Linked DNA regions of Homo sapiens: region 1 is linked to region 2. Evidence: read pairs that join two places in POLR2A ChIA-PET (ENCODE). Cell type or tissue: GM12878. All regions are shown on one strand. Each heading gives the region's core, and the rest is flanking DNA. Links, peaks and the distances in the headings are about the cores only.

Evidence for each region. Peaks named below come from ENCODE experiments on the same cell type or tissue, not always from the same donor. Only the 100,000 strongest peaks of a DNase experiment are listed, where the experiment ranks them.
Region 1: POLR2A ChIA-PET joins it to region 2 with 10 read pairs; 2 of 35 experiments call an interaction of 5 or more read pairs at or near these places.

The regions. Positions count from the first base shown.
Region 1 is chr11:18,608,475-18,625,213 of GRCh38, reverse strand. It overlaps SPTY2D1 (SPT2 chromatin protein domain containing 1), which reads left to right. Exons shown (of 6, transcript NM_194285.3): 2 at 8,225-8,339; 3 at 9,116-10,651; 4 at 12,726-12,900; 5 at 13,660-13,737; 6 at 15,260-16,739. The coding sequence ends at 15,353. It also overlaps a transcript of MISFA not described here. Among named protein-coding and RNA genes, the nearest start is that of MISFA, 17 kb to the right of the region's middle. RefSeq lists an enhancer at 8,402-9,601 and a silencer at 16,478-16,739. In GM12878, for the core only: no CTCF peak of the experiment used is centred there; DNase peaks (open chromatin) are centred at 6,990 and 9,023; H3K4me3 peaks cover 1,154 bases; H3K27ac peaks cover 2,103 bases.
Region 2 is chr11:18,426,928-18,431,927 of GRCh38, reverse strand. LDHC (lactate dehydrogenase C) reads right to left here. Exons shown (of 8, transcript NM_017448.5): 4 at 2,018-2,191. Among named protein-coding and RNA genes, the nearest start is that of LDHC, 17 kb to the right of the region's middle. In GM12878, for the core only: no CTCF peak of the experiment used is centred there; no DNase peak of the experiment used is centred there.

The sequences.
Region 1 (16,739 bases), core at 6,027-11,026, 190 kb before region 2:
CTGACTCTGATGTTCTGAGAAAATTTTTAAAAACTGTGGTGATTATTAAAGTTAAGGATGCAGCATTCTTTGAATATTCCTAACTCCTAATTCTAACCAGTTATAAATCTCTTATGTAAAGCCATCAAGAAATTTATATTTTCTACAGTCGAAACAATATGTTATCTCCTGGGTAAAGAACAGCTTTCATGGAGGAATTGACTTTTTTTTTTCTTGAGACGGAGTCTCGCTCTGTCGCCCAGGCTGGAGTGCAATGGCGCGATCTTGGCGGACCACAACCTCTGCCTCCCGGGTTCAAGCAATTCTCCTGCCTCAGCCTCCCTAGTAGCTGGGATTACAGGCAATGCGCCATCCCGCCTGGGTAGTTTTGTATTTTTAGTAGAGATGGGGTTTCTCCATGTTGGTCAGGCTGGTGTTGAACTCCCAACCTCAGGTGATCCACCCACCTCAGCCTCCCAAAGTGCTGGGATTACAGACGTGAGCCATCACGCCTGGCCAGGGATTGACTATCGATTCCAACATAACATACAGTAGTCGGTGTACACATGTTTCTAGACTAATGTCTCCTTATTTTCTTAATCTGGCTTAGATGATACAGTTTAAATGCAAGGAACAGATATGTTTTAAAGTGGCTTAATATTTTCTAAAGCTCTTGGCTTCAGAGTTACAAATCTTGGCAAAATCTCTGATGTTGTATTTAAATGACAAGCTTCACTGTGGTGGATCATTCATTGGGGTGTAGCAGAATGACTGAGTTGGCTTGCAGTGTAATAAAATGGATATGCTTAGGATAAAAGAAACTCTTGTCCAGCTGCTTTCCATGAAGCTCAAACAATGAAGCAGCCTGGTGCCTTGACTCAGATTCAGAATTGATGGATGCATCCTGATGTGCTGCTGCTAGAGCTAAATATGACCATGTGATGCGAGGGGAAGTGCCAAATAGTTCTTCTGGGTTATTAAATAGAATATAATGTAATCCAGCCTGAAGCTTTTTTTTTTTTTTCCTCTCTTTTTAAAAATGTTTCTCCACTGGGCTGCCCCTCTGGGGAACTGTCTTTTAAAATATTCCATTACAACACATCTTTTGATACCAGGGTCTATTGCAACCCCCTTTTGAAAGGTCTTGCCTGCTCAATGAGAAAAAGATCTGTGGTCATATACCTAAGAGAAAGGAAAATGTGCATCCACATAAAAACTTGTACACAAATGTTCACAGCAGCATTATTCATAATAGCCAAAAAGTAGAGACAATCCGAATATTCAGTTGATGAATATAAAAATAATGCATGGTATATCTATACAATGGAATATTATTCAGCCACAAAAAGGAAGGAAATATTGATACATGCTACAACATGAACTTTGAAAACATGCTAAGTGAAAGAAGCCAGATACAAAAGGCCACTGTATCTGTCAGTGTTCTCCATGGAACCAGTAGGATTTATTTTAGGGAATTGATTATGGAGGCCTGACAAGTCTGAAATTTCTCGGGCAGGCCAGCAGGCTGGAAAATCAGGCAGGAGTTCATGCTGTAGTCTTGAGATAGAACTCCTTTTCTTAGAAGCCTCGGGTTTTGCTCTTATGCCTTCATTGGCATGATTGGATGAGACCCATCCACATTATGGAGGGTAGTATTCTTTACCTAAAGTCAACTGATTGTAGATATTATATCTACAAAATACCTTCACAGTAATGCTTAATGTTTGATTAAATAACTGGGTATTATAGCCTAGTCCAATTGACATATAAAATTAACCATCATAGCTACATATTATACGATTTCATTTGTATGAAATGTCCAGAATTGGTAAATGCATAGAGACAGAATGTAGATTAGCGTTTGCCAGGGGCTGAGGGGAGACAAGAACATGGAGTCATTGCTAAAGCTAAGAGATTTTTTGGGAGAATGATTAAAATTTTCTGGAATCAGATGGTGGTGTTGGTTATACTCTGTGGATGCAGTTGACCCTTCAACAACATAGGTTTGAACTGTGTGGACCCACTTATACATGGATTTTTTTCCAATAAGTTTTTTTTTAAATTTGTGATAACTTAAAAAACCTGCAGATGAACATAGCCTAGAAATATTGAAAAGAATTAAGAAAAAAGTATATCAGGATTCATAAAATGTATGTTAATTGACTATGTTATCAGTAAGGCTTCTGGTCAACTTTGAGTTGTTAGTAAAGTTTTTAGGCAGTCAAAAGTTATACATGGAATGTTGTTGTTGTTGTTGTTGTTGTTGTTGTTGTTGTTGTTTTGAGACAGAGTTTTGCTCTTGTTGCCCAGGCTGGAGTACAGTGGCGCGATCTCAGCTCACTGCAACCTCCACCTCCTGGGTTCAAGCTATTCTCCTGCCTTAGCCTCCTGAGTAGCTGGGATTATAGGTGCGTGCCATCACGCCCAGCTGATTTTTTGTATTTTTAGTAGAGATGGATTTCATCATGTTCATCAGGCTGGTCTCGAACTCCTGACCTCAGGTGATCTGCCCGCCTCAGCCTCCCGAAGTGCAGGGATTACAAGGGTGAGCCACCGCGCCCAGCCGGAATTTTTTCTTACTGCACAGGGTGGTGGCATCCCATGCTACCATGTTTAAAGGTCAACTGTATATCAAAAACCATTTAATAGTATACATTAAATGGATGAATTTTGTGGTATATGAATTTTATCTCAAAGATTTTATTTTTGAGACAGAGTCTTGCTCTGTCACCCAGGCTGGGGTACAGTGGCACAATCATGGCTCACTGCAGCCTCCACCTCCTGGGCGGAAGCCATCCTCCCACATCAGCTGTGTAGCTGGGACTACAGGCGTGCGTCACAATGTCCGGCTAATTTTTGTATGTTTTGTAGAGATGGGGGTCTCATTATGCTGCCCAGGCTAGTTTCGAACTCCTGGGCTCAATCAGTCCTTCCACCTCAGCCTTCCAAAGTGTTGGGATTACAGACATGAGCCACCATACCTGGCCATTCAAAGATATTTCCAAAAATATAAAGATGATCTCGAGTGACCCAGTCTTTTTTTTAGGTTGTGAACCTAAACTTTGTCTAAGAGTGTTTTAATATCTTATTGGTATTTGTGCTGTTGAGGTTTTTTTGGTTTTGGTTTTGGTTTTTTTTTTTTTTTTTTGAGATAGGGTCTTACTCTGTTGTTCAGGCTGGAGTGCCATAGCACAACCATGGCTCACTGCAGCCTCGACCTCCCTGGCTGAGACAATCCTCCTGCCTCAGCCTCCCGAGTAGCTGGGACCACAGGCATATGCCACTGTGCCCAGCTAATTTTTAAATTGTTTGGAGAGACAGGGTCTCCCTATATTGCCCACGCTGGTCTCGAACTCCTGTGCTCAAGCGATCCTCTCGAATTAGCCTCCCAAAGTGCTGGAATTACAGGTGTGAGCCACTATGCCTGACCTGAGTACATTTTTAAGCTACAGAGGATATAAGAAATTAATTGATTATGGCTCAGTTCATATAAACAAGATTAAGCCTCATTAAAGCAGTGCTGACCTTGCCTTACTGCTAGCTTTTTAAGTTGTTGAAGATCAACAAAATAGACATTGTATAGATTTATTGAGTTTCTGCTGCATCATAAGGACAGTACAACAAGTACTGCAAAGTTGTTGGGTTAAATGTGAGACCAGCTTAAGTATCCTTAATGATTAGAGGTGTTTAAAAAGGCAGAATTTGAAGTTGACATATAAATTGATGAGAATAGGTGTATACTTTGAAAAAAAGCTAAAAGTAGCCTTTGTTATTCTTTTCAAAGCAAATCTGAGTTCCTGAACACCACCTTCCTTGTTTTTATGCCTTTCCTGTATTTTTGTTCCCTAAGTCAGTGTTTCTTTTCTTTTCTTTTCTTTTCTTTTCTTTTCTTTTCTTTTCTTTTCTTTTCTGTTTTTTGAGACAGAGTTTCACTCTTCTCACCCAGGGTAGAGTACAATCACCCAGGCTGAAGTGCAGTGGTGCGATCTCGGCTCACTGCAACCCTTCACCTCCTGGGTTCAAGCAATTACTGCCTCAGCCTCCAGAGTAGCTGGGATTACAGGTGCCCACCACCACGCCTGGCTAATTTTTGTATTTTGATGGGGTTTCACCAAGTTGACCAGGCTGGTCTCGAACTCCTGACCTCAGGTGATCCACCCGCTTCAGCCTCCCAAAGTGCTGGCATTACAGGCATGAGCCACCACGCCCGGCCTCAGTCAGTGTTTTTAAAGAGCAGCACATATAGGGCCTGGATATAAATGGTATACAAATATACCATTTAAAATATTTCTACATTTTTTTACAAATAAAATATTTTTTATTTTAATAGTATTTTTTTTTTTTTTTTGAGATAGAGTCTTGCTCTGTTGCCCAGGCTGGAGTGCAGTGGCGCGATCTCGGCTCACTGCAAGCTCCGCCTCCCAGGTTCACGCCATTCTCCTGCCTCAGCCTTCCGAGTAGCTGGGACTACAGGTGCCCACCACCACGCTTGGCTAAGTTTTTTGTATTTTTAGTAGAGACAGGGTTTCACTGTGTTGGCCAGGATGGTCTCAATCTCCTGACCTCATGATCCGCCCGCCTTGGCCTCCCAAAGTGCTGGGATTAAAGGTGTCAGCCACCGTGCCCGGCTTAATAGTATGTATTTTTATATGAATTGGAAAAATATAACTAGTTGTTCAAGTCAGTCATTTTGTGGATATTATTGCTGAGGTAAAGCTATAATAACGGCTCATGATGTTTTTGTTTTTGTTTTTTTGAGACCGAGTCTCACTCTGTTGCCCAGGCTGGAATGCAGTGGCGTGATCTTGGCTCACTACAACCTCTGCCTCCTGGGTTCAAGTGATTCTCGTGCTTCAGCCTCCCAACTGGCTGGGACTACAGGCGTGAGCCACCATGCCTGGGTAATTTTTGTACTTTTAGTGGAGACAGGGTTTCACCAGAGTTCGAGGCCAGGCTGGTCTCGAACCCCTGACCTCAAGTGATCTGCCCGCCTTGTCCTCCCAAAGTGCTGGGATTACAGGCGTGAACCACCGCACCTGGCCAACTCTGTATGTTTTTTTAAATTAGTAAGTAATGGTAGGGGTAGTATACCACAAAGGCAAAAATCATAAAGGTAGTATGCAAATGACTGAAGCTTACTGAACACTGCATTAAACTATGCCCCATTGACACTGATGTTTTCCCTTTTGGATACCAGTATTCAGTCAAGAGCAGCTTTTCGGTTTGTCATATCCCACTTTCTATCTCTTGCAGTCCCAGGTTAAGATGAAAGATATCTATCCCAAAATCATGTTAGATAGTGCTCAATGCTGGGTTATTTGGACAGCAAACCAGTCCTGTTTAAAATAAGTAATGCTAATATATGTATTTGCATTTTTCTTGGGGAAAACCTTGCATGGGGCTTTGATTTGTATGGGGCTTTGTAACTCTATGAGCTATATAATGGACAGGGACAGGAAATTTTTGTTTTTTGTTTATTGAGACGGAGTCTTGCTCTGTCACCAGGCTGGAGTGCAGTGGCGCAATTTTGGCTCACTGCAGCCTCCGACTCCCTGGTTCAAGCAATTCTCTTGCCTCATCCTCCCAAGTAGCTGGGCTTACAGGCAGGCACCACCACGCCCAGCTAATTTTTGTATTTTTAGTAGAGATGCAGTTTTACCATGTTGGCCAGGATGGTCTCGATCTCCTGACCTTGTGATCCGCCTGCCTCAGCCTCCCAAAGTTCTGGGATTACAGGTGTAAGTCACTGCACCCAGCCTTTTTTTTTTTTTTTTTTTTAAAGAGATGAGTTCTCACCATGTTGTCCAGGCTGGCGTCTTAACTCCTGGGCTCAAGCTGTCCTCCCGCCTCAGCCTCCTAAAGTGCTAGGATTACAGGCTTGAGCCACTGCGCCTGGCCAGGAAAATCTTAAGTGTTAGTGAAAAAAAATCCACCTTCTTCTGCTTCCAAATCCCTTAATGGGATGGAGTGGAGTGAGTGTGTGCCTCTGCTTATGAGTTTTTTGTATGTCTTCATTTGAATCATATTCATGGTGCCCTTTCCACAATGAAAATGTAAGCTCCTTGTGATTAATACCTATGTTTGTGGTTCTTTTCTTGTAAACAAGGGCAATTTTATATATATCTAGTTAGGTTAGCAGTATTACTTCTCCTTTCTCCTCTCCCTTTCTTTCTCCCTTTTCTCCTTTAAATATTGAGCCCCTATCCACTATGGAAAGAGTCTAAAATTAAATTTACAAAGATATGGACTTTAAAGGATCTCACTATGGCCTAGCCAAGGTGACTGGGAAAGAAATCTGGATGCTGTCTTGGGACTTCTCTCTATTAGGGATATGTCACTTCTCAGCATTGCTATCATGCAAGATTTTCAGGTTGAATTAGAGCCTGCTTCCTTGGCCAGCTGCTTTGTTGGCAGACTAATTTAGTTGAAACTTCCAGCCTGTTTCAAGATACGTCGTATTTGGCAGCCTTATAGTAAGCACATATCTTTTGGTTTTCCTCCAAGAATTTCATACATATTTGGGAATACTTTTTTGGTTCCTAAGTTGTTCCTAAGTTGTCTCAATTTGTTCTTGGACATGTTTCTTTTTCTGCTAGCCACAGCAACAGGTACGTTAGATGAGAATGCATCTGCCTAACAAAACAAAAAAAGGAGGATACTTTAAAAATCTTATTTCCTGGATTTAATGTGGAATGGTCGTAGAGGTGAATCATCCCTGGTCTGAATTTATTTTAGCTCTATGTTCGTCATATTTCTCTCATAATAGGTACTTATAAAGTGGAAATATTTTTCCTTTTATAGTTCAAATTAACATTACTTGAGTTTAGTAATTTCTTGATGCAGTTATATAAAAACTGAGGTCCAGAGACTTCATCTGTGCCAGGATAATGTAAGCTTTTTTTGGGTGTTATAGGAACCTGTCTAAAAAGGAGGTTGTGAGGCAAATTAACATTTAGTGAACATAAGAGCTACAGTTAAAGGTTGCTGGGAATTGGGCCTTTATTGCATAGATTTTTTGAAATGCTTTTTTGCTGTGGTTTGCCCCAGCCTTTGTGTGTGGTCAAAGTAAAACCTCAGTGTTTCCGTGTTCTAAGCAAAATAAAACATGTAGCTATGAGTCTCTACTAGGAAATCATCTGGAGTAGTCAGGAGAGAAAATAGTTGTGAGGAGTAGTTTTTTCTGTTCGTTTGAAAAGTTGGACTTTGAAATGCTTCTTTCTAAGGCAGGCTATTTTTAAACTCAGAATTTTATACATTTACTTACTTACTTACTTACTTATAGATTGATGGATTGAGACGGAGTTTTGCTCTGTTGTCCAGCCTGGAGTGCAGTGGCGCAATCTCGGCTCACTGCAACCTCTGCCTCCTGGGTTCAAGCCATTCTCCTGCCTCAGCCTCCTAAGCAGCTGGGATTACGGATGTGCGCCACCATGCCCGGCTAATTTTTGTATTTTTAGTAGAGACGGAGTTTCACTATGTTGGCCAGGCTGGTTGCTAACTCCTGACCACAGGTAATCCTCCCACCTCAGCCGCCCAAAGTGTTGGGATTATAGGCGTGAGCCACCGCACCTGGCCTAAATCAGATTTTTTTTTTTTTTTTTTTTTTTTTGAGACGGAGTCTTACTTTGTCGCCCGGGCTACAGTGCAGTGGCACAATCTCGGCTCACTGCAACCTCTGCCTCCCGGGTTCAAGCAATTCTTCTGCCTCAGCCTCCTGAGTAGCTGGGATTACAGGCACCCGCCACTACGCCCAGCTAATTTTTTGTGTTTTTAGTAGGAATGGGGTTTCACCATGTTGGCCAGGCTGATCTCGAACTCCAGATCTCATGATTCGCCCGCCTCCGCCTCCCAAAGTGCTGAGATTACAGGCATGAGACCCTGAGCCCAGCCTAAATCAGAATTTTAAAACACAAATAATCGATTCTTCTAAGTGGTGATTTCATTTAGTTACCCAGTCCAGGTTCTTTTTTGGAAAATAGCCTGAAAACAGTGTTTCTGTGAATTGTTCATTTATGCATTATTTTGGGATGTTACATGGAAACTTTGTACCCCAAAATCACCATACGTAATAAATAGTCTGAAATTTTATAGCTAAGCTTTATTATGGGTTATATGATCTCTCAATTATTCAGAATAGGTTTCACAGTTAACATTTATACCTCTTATTACCTGGCACAGTGCCTTATACCTAATAATGTATTTTAAAAGTTGAATTGCTTCTAACTTTTACTGTTTTTGTTTTTAGAAAAGGTATAGTTTGGCAGTGGGGCCTCCAAAAAAAGACCCAAAAGTTAAAGGTGTCCAATCAGCAGCTGTACAAGCTTTTCTTAAAAGGAAAGAAGAGGAGCTGAGACGAAAAGGTATGTATCTATAGCCTTATTCTCAATTTTAAAGTATTCCATCTTCACCATCTAGCTTGTACTAAACCAGTGGCTGTCTATAAAAACATAACAGGCCAACAGATTTGGGAGGGTGTGTGTGTGTGTGTGTGTGTGTGTGTGTCCAGGTTAACTGACTGTATTCATGGCTTTACATATGTTACCTCGATCATTTGTATAAACGTTTTCTTTTTTTCTCCCCTTGAAGTAACAGCTTTTTGGGGGTTAGTAGCCATGTCTTCTAATTGGCCATAGTAAGTCCCCAGTAAGAACTCCATTCTTTCTTTAATCTTGGTTCTGAAAGTGTTTCTACCCATTTTGTATTTTAATTTTTATTAACAGAATGCTATCTAAAAGGCTAAAATAGAGATAAGTTTTAAAGTCTTTATTTCGAATAGTTCTACTTCATGCAAATACAAAGAAACTGATTCAATATGTTTAAGTATTCATTGAATCATAATTAATAACAACTACTAAGTGGATACTAATGTTCTCTTAACTTGGTAATGTATTTGGTTTGAAGTATTTTGTATATTTAAAGCTGAAAACCAAGTCTCCCACTTGCTTAGTCATATAGAAAAACCCATATGTCTCCCACTCATTATGTAAAGATGACTCAATTGATACTTGTTCACATGACTTCCTCATTTGATTCCTAGATGTCTTCAAACTGTAACCTGAACGTTGTGTTTTCACTTGAGCATACTGCAATCTTGAGATCTCGAAGTAATAACATATTCTTGTTTTGTCCCTTTTAGCCTTAGAGGAGAAAAGGAGAAAAGAGGAACTAGTGAAAAAGCGAATTGAGCTCAAACATGACAAGAAAGCAAGAGCTATGGCCAAGAGGACAAAGGATAATTTCCATGGTTACAATGGGATTCCTATTGAGGAAAAGTCAAAGAAGAGGCAGGCAACAGAAAGCCATACCAGCCAAGGAACCGACCGAGAGTATGAAATGGAAGAAGAGAATGAATTCCTCGAGTACAATCACGCAGAGTCAGAGCAGGAGTATGAGGAAGAGCAAGAACCTCCCAAAGTTGAAAGCAAACCAAAGGTCCCCCTTAAAAGTGCCCCACCACCCATGAACTTCACTGATTTACTCAGGCTGGCTGAGAAAAAGCAGTTTGAACCAGTGGAAATCAAGGTAGTGAAGAAATCAGAAGAGCGACCTATGACCGCAGAAGAACTTAGGGAGCGAGAATTCCTTGAACGAAAGCATAGGAGAAAAAAACTTGAGACAGATGGAAAACTACCTCCAACTGTGTCCAAAAAGGCACCCTCTCAGAAAGAAAGTGTGGGCACAAAACTTAGCAAAGGTTCTGGAGACAGGCATCCTTCTTCCAAAGGAATGCCCCTTCCTCATGCTGAGAAGAAATCAAGACCCAGCATGGCCAATGAGAAACACCTCGCTTTGTCTTCATCCAAATCCATGCCAGGAGAGAGGATCAAGGCAGGATCTGGCAATAGCTCCCAACCCTCACTTCGTGAGGGCCACGACAAACCTGTTTTTAATGGAGCTGGAAAGCCTCATTCCAGCACCTCTTCACCAAGTGTCCCAAAGACTTCTGCTAGCAGGACTCAGAAATCTGCTGTTGAGCACAAAGCCAAAAAATCTCTGTCCCATCCTAGCCATTCCAGGCCTGGGCCCATGGTCACCCCACACAATAAGGCTAAGAGTCCAGGTGTCAGGCAGCCAGGCAGCAGCTCTAGCTCAGCCCCTGGGCAGCCCAGCACAGGGGTTGCTCGACCCACAGTTAGTTCTGGCCCTGTGCCTAGGCGCCAGAATGGCAGCTCCAGCTCAGGACCTGAGCGATCAATCAGTGGGTCCAAGAAGCCAACCAATGACTCAAATCCCTCTAGGCGGACAGTCAGTGGTACATGTGGCCCTGGACAACCTGCAAGCAGCTCAGGTGGCCCTGGGCGACCCATCAGTGGTTCAGTTAGTTCTGCAAGACCCTTGGGCAGCTCTCGTGGCCCTGGCCGGCCTGTGAGCAGTCCACATGAACTTCGACGACCAGTGAGTGGCTTGGGCCCCCCGGGGCGGTCTGTCAGTGGCCCTGGGAGATCCATAAGTGGCTCAATTCCAGCTGGACGGACTGTCAGTAATTCAGTCCCAGGAAGACCAGTGAGCAGCTTGGGACCTGGGCAAACAGTTAGTAGCTCAGGTCCCACTATAAAGCCTAAGTGCACTGTTGTCTCCGAAACAATTTCTTCCAAGAATATCATTAGCCGGTCCAGCAATGGACAGATGAATGGAATGAAGCCTCCCCTATCTGGCTACAGAGCTGCCCAAGGTAAAATTTCCCCTCACCCGAAAGAGTATATATTTGTCATTAGGAAATTGGAAAGAGTTTTTATATTATCAGGGACCCTTTGAACCCCTCATGTGCTGTCCTTTAATGTGCTGTAGTGTTGATAGAATCGTGATGTTTTATCTGCCTTGTGGTTGAGAGTTCCTTGTTTTTTTGTTTTTGAGACAGGGTCTTGCTCTGTTGCCCAGGCACAATCACAGGCTCAAGCAGTTCTCCCACCTTAGCTTCCCAGGTAGCTGGGACTATAGGCGTGTGCCACCATGCCTGGCTAACTTTTTATTTTTTATAGAGATGGGGTTTCAGTATGTTGCCTATACTAGTTTCTAACTCCGGGGCTCAGAGATCCGCCTTCCTCAGCTTCCCAAAATACTGGGATTATAGTCATGAGTCACTATTCCCTGCTGAGAGTTCCTTTAATGGCTTGGAAAGGTCTTTAGAAAGAGACTTGTCTAGGATCTCTGTGTTCACCCTTGAAATGTCCCTAAGTGTGATAAACTTAGCTTTGTGATTTGTGAACATTCAGGGTGAATGTACGTGACTTACATATGTATGCTGCAATGGATGAATTAATCTACTTTTTCCTGAGGACTAAAGAGACCTGTCTTCAAGGATCAGGGTATAATCGGAAGCTTATTCAGCAGATATTTCTTGGGCACCCATTATGTGCCAGGAACTGTTTTTAGATTGTACTTGTGTTTCTGCTTGTTATAATGGTTAGTATCAAGATCCTAAACACTGATCCTTCAGGAATCTGCTGTCCCAAGGTATATGATCATTGGTGGCACCTGCTAGCTGCTAGGTCGTACTTGCTTTATGCTAATAGAGATTTATTAAAGCACTTGTTAGGCTCCACGGAGAATATAAAAAGGAACCAATGATTGAATTACTTGTTTTAAATTTCCTAGTTCAACTAGACCATTGATTCTTAACAAGGGCAATTTTGCCCTCCAGGGGACTTTTGGCAATCGTCACAACTGGGGATGGGGGATGCCACTGGCATCTACTGAATAGAGGACAGGGATGCTGCTGACAAACAATGCATGGGATAGCCCCCTGACAGCAAAGAATTATCTGGTCCGAAATGTCATTGAGCTAAGGTTGAGAAACTAAGCTAGGGAGACAAGCCATGCATATTAAAAACAACCGTAGAAGAACAAAAGAAGTGTCTGTAATCAAAAACTAGAAAGTAGTTGTTCCCAGATCCTGGGCTGTTGATCAATGCCTGTCTTTTGCAAAGTTTTTATCAGTCTTTTGGTAAAATGACAAAAATAAGGATAATGTAGTGAGTTTTTCCTACAGTCAAACTTACTCAGTTTGAACAATATAATTCTGAGAGTCATTCATACTTCATTCAACTTTAAATTTTTAAATGAAATTGTGATTATAGTAGATGGTAGTTGCTACTTTTGGTGTCTTGGCAAAAGTTAATGATTCTGTGGAGGTTTGTAAATTGTATTTATTTTTAGAAATTTTACTGATTTTGGCCGGGCGCGGTGGCGCCGCCTGTAATCCCAGCACTTTGGGAGGCCAAGGCAGACAGATCACCTGAGGTCGGGAGTTCGAGACCAGCCTGACCAACGTGGAGAAACCCCATCTCTACTAAAAATACAAAATTAGCCAGGCGTTGTGGCACATGCCTATAATCCCAGCTACTCGGGAGGCTGAGGCAGGAGAATTGCTTGAACCTGGGAGGCAGAGGTTGCAGTGAGCCGAGATCGCACCATTGCACTCCAGCCTAGGCAACAAGTGAAACTCTGTCTCAAAAAAAAAAAAAAGAAAGAAAGAAATTTTACTGATCTTATAAATTCAGAAATATTGGCACTACTAAGCTAGAAAATGTAACAAGATATTTCTGGTAAGCCCTGGGATAAAACAGGAGTTCTGTTCCTTCTGGATACCATGACACAGCAAGGATGATGGCTCTGCGCTAAGGGCCAGCCTGCTTGCTCTGGTTTTAAAGGATACCATCTTAATGATGACTCACAATTTCAGTTTACATAGAACTGCATTGGAACTATTTTAAATTGTAATATTCTTATAAATAATGGTTTCTTAGGTCCTCAAAGGCTTCCCTTCCCTACTGGTTACAAAAGGCAGCGAGAATATGAAGAGGAAGATGACGATGATGATGAATACGACTCTGAAATGGAAGATTTTATTGAAGATGAAGGAGAGCCTCAGGAAGAAATATCCAAGCACATTAGAGAAATCTTTGGTTATGACCGAAAAAAGTAAGACTAAAGAAGATTCAGATAACTATGACATCCTTTTTTTATTTTGAATAATTCATGTCATGGGGTAATAAACTAATAGTGGAGGCACTGAATACAATTCTTAATTAGGAACCCTTGGGTGATTGTTATTTAAATAAACGTACTCTTTTAGCACTAAATATTTTATATTTAATTCAAAATAGTTTCTGTAGTTATTTGCATGAGGAACAAAAAATAACCCTTTTAAATTGTTATTCTTATAAGATATATATTTAGTGAGATGGAAGCAGCTTAGTGTAGTAGAAGTAGATTGGCTCTTGAAAAAACAAGCTGTATGTTCTTGGTCAGTCTGTTAACTCAACTGCTTCAGTTTCCTCTGGTCTAAAGTCTTTCCCCACCTCATGATGGTCATGAAGCTCAAATTAGATTATTATATATAAAATAATTTTCATATATACTGTGCTTTCAAATTTTAATATAAATTATCAAGTAAATGTAGGTGAGTGAGTTGAGGAAGCACTGTAGGATTGGTACCTTCATGAACATTAGCTTCAGAATAGTTGCCCTCTGAGGGTAATAAGGGCTTATCTAAAACTTGTCTTTACTTCAGAAACCTATCCATCCTCCACTCCCCTCACTCGCTGCCAAGCAAGGAATAATTCTAAATGTGTGCTTGATTTAGTTTTAAAGGAGATATTGATTTTTTAAATGAGAGGACGTAGTTCCTTTAGAAAATTGAAGTTTTCTCTTTTTATCATTTTGATTTCCTTTTATCAGATACAAAGATGAAAGTGATTATGCCTTACGTTACATGGAAAGTAGTTGGAAAGAGCAGCAGAAGGAAGAAGCAAAGAGGTAAGCATAAAATTTAGCATACTTGTGCAAAAATGTCCTAAAAATTCCTTTCTGCTTATTGCTACAATTGCACCATTGGGAACTGGGGCTTTGGGCCAGAGAATTCTGGATTCCAATCCTGTTTACTAGCTGTGGGGCCTTGGACAAATTCCTTAACAGTTCTGTTTTTTCACTGGTTTTTGTTTTTTTGTTTTTTAACAGAGATGGGGTCTCGCTATGTTGACCAGGCTAGTCTCAAACCCCTGGCCTCAAGTGATCCTCCCATCTCAGCCTCCCAAAGTGCTGGGATTACAGGCATGAGCCACTGCACTGGACCATCACTGTTTTTTTTGTTTGTTTTGTTTTTAAGAGATGGGGTCTTGCTTTGTTATCCAGGCTGGTCCCAAAGTCCTGGGCTCAAGCAATCCTCCTGCCTTAGCCTCACAAAGTGTTGGGATTATAGGTGTGAGCCACCATGCCCAGCCTATTTTCTTTTGTAAAATGAGAATATACTGTTTTACTCATTTAAGTATAATGAGGATTAAGACGTGTACAAGATGCCTAGTGCAGTGCCTCACATGTGTGGATACACAGTAAATGTTAGATGCTTTCCCTAATCCTGTTGTAGCAAATTCTTGCTTTTCTTTCTGCATCAGACACATCTCAATCTTGGTAACCTGTAACATTGCTGGCCTCAGGGATGTAGGTATATTACATTTCCTCTGATTTCTGTTTGGCTATCTGATAGTAAGCTAATGATACTTTCTCTATTGGGGTAAAAAGTAATTACTTTGTTTATAGTATTGTTGTTTTTTTTTTTTTTTTTTTTTAAGAGACAGGGTCTTGCTCTGTCGCCAAGGCTGGAGTGCGGTGGCATGGTCACGGCTCACTGCAACCCCCACCTCCCCGGGTTCAAGCGATTCTTCTGCCTCAGCTTCCCAAGTAGCTGGGACTACAGGTGTGCGCTACCACGCCCAGCTAATTTTTGTAATTTTTAGTAGAGATGGGGTTTCACCATATGTTGGCCAGGCTGGTCTCAAACTCCTGACCTCAGGTGATCCGCCTGGCTCGGCTTCCTAAAGTGCTGGGATTACAGGTGTGAGCCACTGTGCCCGGCCATAATGTTATTATAGGTAAATAATTCACTTCAGTCTCAAGCCAGAATACTATATCTTTTTCTCCCTCTTGCCCATAAAATTTCAAACTAAAGTGTTGGAAGAGAACAAGAATAGAATGTTAGTTAATGAATAAATGCTTCTTGCTGTTTATTTTTAAAAGCTATTGAGATAAACCTATATTTTATTATTTTAATGGAAATAGTAAGGTTTTTGTGGTGTGTGAGTTCTTTTTCCCACGACAATTTGAGTCTGTGGCCCCTGGTAAAAAAATATCCCTGCTAGTTTGTTTTCAGTGGTAAAGCCTTGAGGCATTTTGAGAGCATCAGCACAATCCATGTGAGCTCCCAGTTGGAATTTTCATTCTTTTTAAGGAAAGTGGTCATCTCATGTATATTGACAAATACCCTTTAAAAATTCTTTGGCAGCTTAAGACTGGGTATGCAAGAGGACTTAGAGGAAATGAGACGTGAAGAAGAAGAAATGCAACGTCGAAGGGCCAAGAAGCTGAAGAGGCGTTAGCTGCTGCTTTTATTTTTGTGAAATTCTAGAGCTGCTCTGCTGCAAGGATTTCCTGCCTTCAGACTGAAGAAGCCCCCTTATCATTTTAGATTTATACTTGGGTACTCAAGGAGAAGGAATGCATACTGTCATTTGCAGGCTGTCATTTGAGCATAAAATATTTTCAGATATTTTCCAGGGTGAAATCTGTAATGCAGATGATATAATGCCCACTTGTGCTCTTATGAAGTTAACTGTTCACAGATGCCAGCCTTGATCCTGATGAGCTATGCACTCTAATGTGGGGCCACTCACCAGTCAGCCAATCTTTTATTGTTCCTTTGCTACTTTGAAAGGAAAAAAAAGGTTGTCTCTTGATTTCTGTAATTCTTCTGCTGATCTGTGAGTAGGGCACTGCCCTGCTCCCAATCAAACTTAGTCTTTTTATGAGAAACCTGGACCTTCCATGAATGTTGCCAGCAATAAAGTGACTTGTCCTAATCTATGGATTGAGAACTTGAAAATGTAGAGTAGAATTTATAACTATCATATGGATGTCATCCTGTGACTTTGAAGTACAAAGTAGAATAAATTCTGTATTCATGGATTGGATGCTGAGCATTCTTACTCATTAATTTAGGTGGCTAGGAATTAATGAAAAAATTTTCAAGTTAAAATACAGGTTATAACAGTATAATATTCTTTTCTAAGTTTTCCTTTCAGATTTACTGTTATGTTGGCTTTAGTGTAAGACAAGGTCACTGTGCTGATTGATTTTTATCTAAAAAAATTCATTTTTATATCGAAGAAAAAATATTTTATTCAAACATTAGATTTGAAAGAGTAATAGTTTATAAAATAAGGAAGTAACATGTGAGGCTCTCCCCTCCTCCCCTCCCCCATCATAAAGATATTTTGAAATCCCAAGGTGCCCTCATACCTCTTGACATTAATGACTTCATTTTTTAGCTTGAATTTGTTAGCAAATATTAATGGCAGAAAACCAAAAACTAAATTTATGGTATCGAGAGCACCACCTTCTCTTTTTGCCCATATTGCACTTTGATTTCAAACTATGCACTGTGAAGAGATTTTTTTCCCCAGGTAGGAAGGGATGTTCCCTGTTATCGTTATTTTACTGAGCTGTGGAAACTCATTTTTACCCTTTTTAAAGTCATAAATATGGACTTAATAGCCCTTAACCTTCAAGTCCAAGCAGTTCCAATCAGGCTGACTTAGGATCATGCTGGAAGGAAGCCAAGTCTCAAGAACTGTCAGCAACAGAAAATGAGATATGATGCTAGAGAGCATTTGTCCTTGACTGTAAGTACAGAGGCTTAGGGGAAGTGAGACATAAGCTTGTAGGAATAATAAACGTTCTACAATAAACGTTTTGGCTATCTTAAG
Region 2 (5,000 bases), core at 1-5,000:
AACAAAAAGCTGGTTCTTTGAAAAGCTAAATAAAATTGATAGACTATTAGCAAGATTAACCAAGAAAAGAAGAGAGCAGGCCGGGTGCAGTGGCTCACACCTGTAATCCCAGAACTTTGGGAGGCGAGGCAGGTGGATCACCTGAGGTCAGGAGTTTGAGACCAGCCTGGCCAACATGGTGTAACCTCGTCTTTACTAAAAATACAAATACAAAAATTAGCCAGGCGTGGTGGTGTGCACCTGCAGTCCCAGCAACATGGGAGGCTGAACAGGAGAATCGCTTGAACCTGCGACAAGGAGATTGTGGTGAGCCAAGGTCATGCCACTGCACTCCAGCCTGGGACAGAGCAAGACTCCATCTCAAAAACAAAAAAACAAAACAAAACAAAACAAAAACACACACAATGATATTGGATTGGCTAAAATGTATTTTATTTTATTTATTTATTTTTATTTTTATTTTTTGAGACAGAGTTTCACTCTTGTTGCCCAGGCTGGAATGCAATGGTGCGATCTCAACTCACCACAACCTCCACTTCCCAGGTTCAAGTGATTCTCCTGCCTCAGCCTCTTGAGTAGCTGGGATTACAGGCATGTACCACCACACACCCGGCTAATTTTGTATTTTTAGTAGAGATGGGGTTTCACTACGTTGGCCAGGCTAGTCTTGAACTCCTGACCTCAGGTGATCCACCTGCCTTAGGCTCCCAAAGTGTTGCGGGGATTACAGGTGTGAGCCACCACGCCTGGCCTGGATTAGCTAAAATTTAAAACTGTTTTTTTTTTGTTTGCTTTGGTTTTTTTTTTTGAGACAAGGTTTCACTCTGCCACTCAGGCTGGAGTGCAGTGGCACAACCACAGCTCACTGCAGCCCAGATCTCCCAGGCTTATGCAATCTTCATACCCAGCTTTTTTACTTTATTTTATGTACAGACAAGGTCTCCCTATGTTGCCCACACTGGTCTCAAACTCCTAGGCTCAAGCGATCCTTCTGCCTCAGCCTCCCAAAGTGCTAGGATTACAGGCATGAGCCACAATGCCCAACCTGTTTGGTAATTTCTGATAGAGTTAAACATATACCTACCATATAACCCACGTATGTTACTCCCAGGTATTTATCCAAGAGAAATAAAGACATATGACCACACAAATACTTACATACAAATTATGATGTTAGTTTCACTCATAATAGCCCAAAACTGGAAATAACCTCAATATGTTTCAACAGATGAATAAACAAAATAGCATTTTAAATGTATAAACAATGGCTGGGTGCAGTGGCTCACATCTGTAATCCCAGCACTTTAGGAGGCCAAGGCGAGTAGACTGCCTGAGCTTAGGAGTTCCGGACCAGACTGGACAAAATAGTGAAACCCCACTTCTACCAAAAATATGAAAATTAGCTGGGTGTGGTGGGACATGCCTGTGGTCCCAGCTACTGGGGAGCCTGAGGTGGGAGGATCAATTGAGCCTGAGGTGGGAGGATCAATGTGAGGCAAAGGTTACAGTGAGTCAAGATTACGCCCTGCACTCCAACCTCGAGTGAGACAGAGGTTGAATGACACCCCATCTCAGAGTGAGACCCCATATCAAACACACAAACAAAAAAATGTATAAACAAAAGAATACTTTGGCACTAAAAAAGGAACAATATGATACACTCACTAATATGGATGAATCCCAAAATAATTATGCTGGGTGAAAGAAGTCAGGCAGAAAAAATTACATTCAGCATGATTTCATTCATATAAAATTCCAGAAAATGGGGCCAGGGGTGGAATGAGAGATGAACTGCAAGGAGGCACAAGAAAACTTTCAGAGGTAGCTGAAATGTTTTGTATCTTGATCATGGCGGTAGTTTCATGAGTGATTACATTTATCAAAACTCATCGCGTTATATACTTTAAACGAGTGCAATTTATTGTATATAAATGTTAACTCAATGAAGTTGATTCTTTTAAAGGAATGGTATGGAAAGATCATCCTTATGCAATAGAATGGAAGAGAGAAGACTCACCTGGATTTGAAACAACAAGAATTTTACAATCAGGACTATAATGGACTATGGCAGGAATGATTGATTTCATTATAGCCACATTACGTTGGACCAGGGCAAGGCGAGTTTCTCCCTCCTGCTGCCTTGCACCTGCTGTGACAATAACTATTCTGGAGTTTGCAGATACACTGTAATCTAAAAAGGAAACAAAATACTATATTTGGATCAACATTACCATAACCACTGTGCCTTAACTCCTTAAAACTCTATTGTATGTTCTTAGTATTATATTAAAGTATCCATGTACCTTTATGTCTGGCATTTTGGAGATGAACGGACTTTTCTAACCTTTATAATCTGAAGGAAGCCTTGTCACTATGACTTGCCAAATTTCACATAGCTACCTCAAAAATTTTTATAACAATAGAAACTAACATCCCCTTTTGCCCAAATTCCCCTGTGTTATGAAGGCCCAAGGCAATGAAAGTCAGCTCTCTGCCTTCTTAGAAACACCAAAATGAGGCCAGGCGCAGTGGCTCACGCCTGTAATCCCAGAACTTTGGGAGGCCAAGGCAGGCGGATCACGAGGTCAAGAGATCAAGACCATCTTGGCCAACATGGTAAAATCCTGTCTCTACTAAAAATACAAAAATTAGCTGGGAGTGGCAGCACATGCCTGTAGTCCCAGCTACTTGGGAGGCTGAGGCAGGAGAATCGCTTGAACCTGGGAGGCGGAGGTTGAAGTGAGCAAAGATCGCGCCACTGCACTCCAGCCTGGCAAGACTCTGTCTCAAAAAAAAAAAAAAAAAAAAAAAGACCAAAATGAATAGACTTAGAACTCTGAGAATTTATGTGTCTGTTTCAGGAGTCTAAGAGTGAGAATGTATTTACTTCTAATATTGTAAGGGACTGGGTTTGAAATCACAAACAAGTTCTTGACCCACCCAAGAAAATAAACTACGTACTAAATGACCAGTTGTTTCACCTGTTGAATACAATGTCACTACTATGAAGCACTTACTAACTCATACTGGTCTTCTTTTTTTTTTTTTTTTCTGAGATAGTGTCTCACTCTGTTGCCCAGGCTGGAGTATGGTGGTGCCATCTCAGCTCACTGCAACGTCTGCCACTCAGGTTCAAGAGATTCTCCCACATCAGCCTCCTGAGTAGCTGGGACTACAGGCATGCACCATCACACACAGCTAAATTTTTATTTTTTGGTAGAGACGGGGTTTCACCATGTTGGCCAGGCTGGTTTTGAACTCCTGACCTCAACTGATCCACCTACCTTGGCCTCCTAAAGTGTTGGGATTACAGGCGTGAGCTACCACATGTGGCTTCATACTGGACTTTTTTAAAAAGCACTATATAGCTGAAGATTATCTACCATGTGGATGTAAAAAATTAGTTAAAATATCCTCTATATCTATCTCATCTCGACTTTTCATGTTCTTTTAGAAAATGAAATCTAATAGCTGGGCGTGGTGGCTCACACCTGTAATTCTAACACTTTGGAAGCTGAGGCTGGCGGATCACTTGAGGTCAGGAGTTCAAGACCAGCCTGACCAACATGTCTCTACTAAAAATACAAAAATTAGCCAGCCATGGTGGCGTGCATCTTAATCCCAGCTACTCAGGAGGCTGAGGCAGGAGAATGGCTTGAACCCAGGAGGCGGAGGTTGCAGTGAGCCCAGATCATGCCACTGCACTCCAGCCTGTGTGACAGAGTGAGACTCTGTCTCAAAAAAAAAAAAAAAAAAAAAAAGAGAGAGAAAGAAAGAAAAGAAAATGAAATCTACCTAATTTTTAAAATATCACATCTTCATTTATGGTGATTCTTGTATCTTTCTAATCCAAAAGAGAAGATAACTTATGAAATATGAACACTGTTGTTTTTCCTGCCCCAATAAAGATTTTAACTAGAAAGGCAAACTTAGGAATTAGATGACATTTCTGGCCAGGCACAGTGGCTCACACCTGTAATCCCAGCACTTTAGGAGGTAGAGATGGGTGGAACACTTGAGGTCAGGAGTTCAAGACCAGCCTAGCCAACATGGTGAAACCCCATCTCTACTAAAAATACAAAAATTAGCTGGGCATGATGGCACGTGCTGTAATCCCAGTTACTCAGGAGGGTAAAGCAGGAAAATCACTTGAACCTAGGAGGTGGAGGTTGCAGTGAGCCGAGACTGTGCCACTGCATTCCGGCCTGAGTGACAGAGCGAGACTCCATCTCAAAAAAAAAAAAAAAAAATCTGGCTCCAAATCATCTTTACTAGCTTTATGTCTTATTTTTATGTCAGATTTTCCAGGTGCCCTGATCCTGTTAATGCCATCATTTCCTTACCTGTTATTTATTTTTCTTTGTAAATATAACCACAAAGAGACCATAAACTACAGTGGTCTGGAGCAAAAGCTCTGAGGTCTAACTGCCAGTATTCCCAACTTTGCCACTTACTAGCTGTGTAACCATGGACAATTACTTTGCCTACCCCTCTAACTCTCACTTCCTCATCTACAAGATCAAGCTAATAGCGTTTTTTTGTTGTTATTTTGTTTTTGTTTGTTTGTTTTTTTGAGGCACAATCTTGCTCTGTCGCCCAAGCTGGAGTGCAGTGGTGCAATCTCAGCTCACTGCAACCTCCGCCTCCCAGGTTCAAGCAATACCTCGCCTCAGCCTCCCAAGTAGCTGGGATTACAGGAGCCCACCACCATGCCCGGCTAATTTTTGTATTTTTAGTAGAGACGGGGTTTCACCATCTTGACCAGGCTGGTCTTGTACTCCTGACCTCATGATCTACCCGCCTCAGCCTCCCACAGTGCTGGGATTATAGGCATCAGCTACCACGCCCAGCCGCTAATAGCCTTTTAAAAAATATGGTTCTTAAGAAGATAACTCAGTGAGTTAATATACATTAAGTACTCAACAGGGTGTATTAAATGTTCAATAAATGTTAGCAATTAACATTATTATTATATTAGTCAAGTACTTCTTCGAATACCA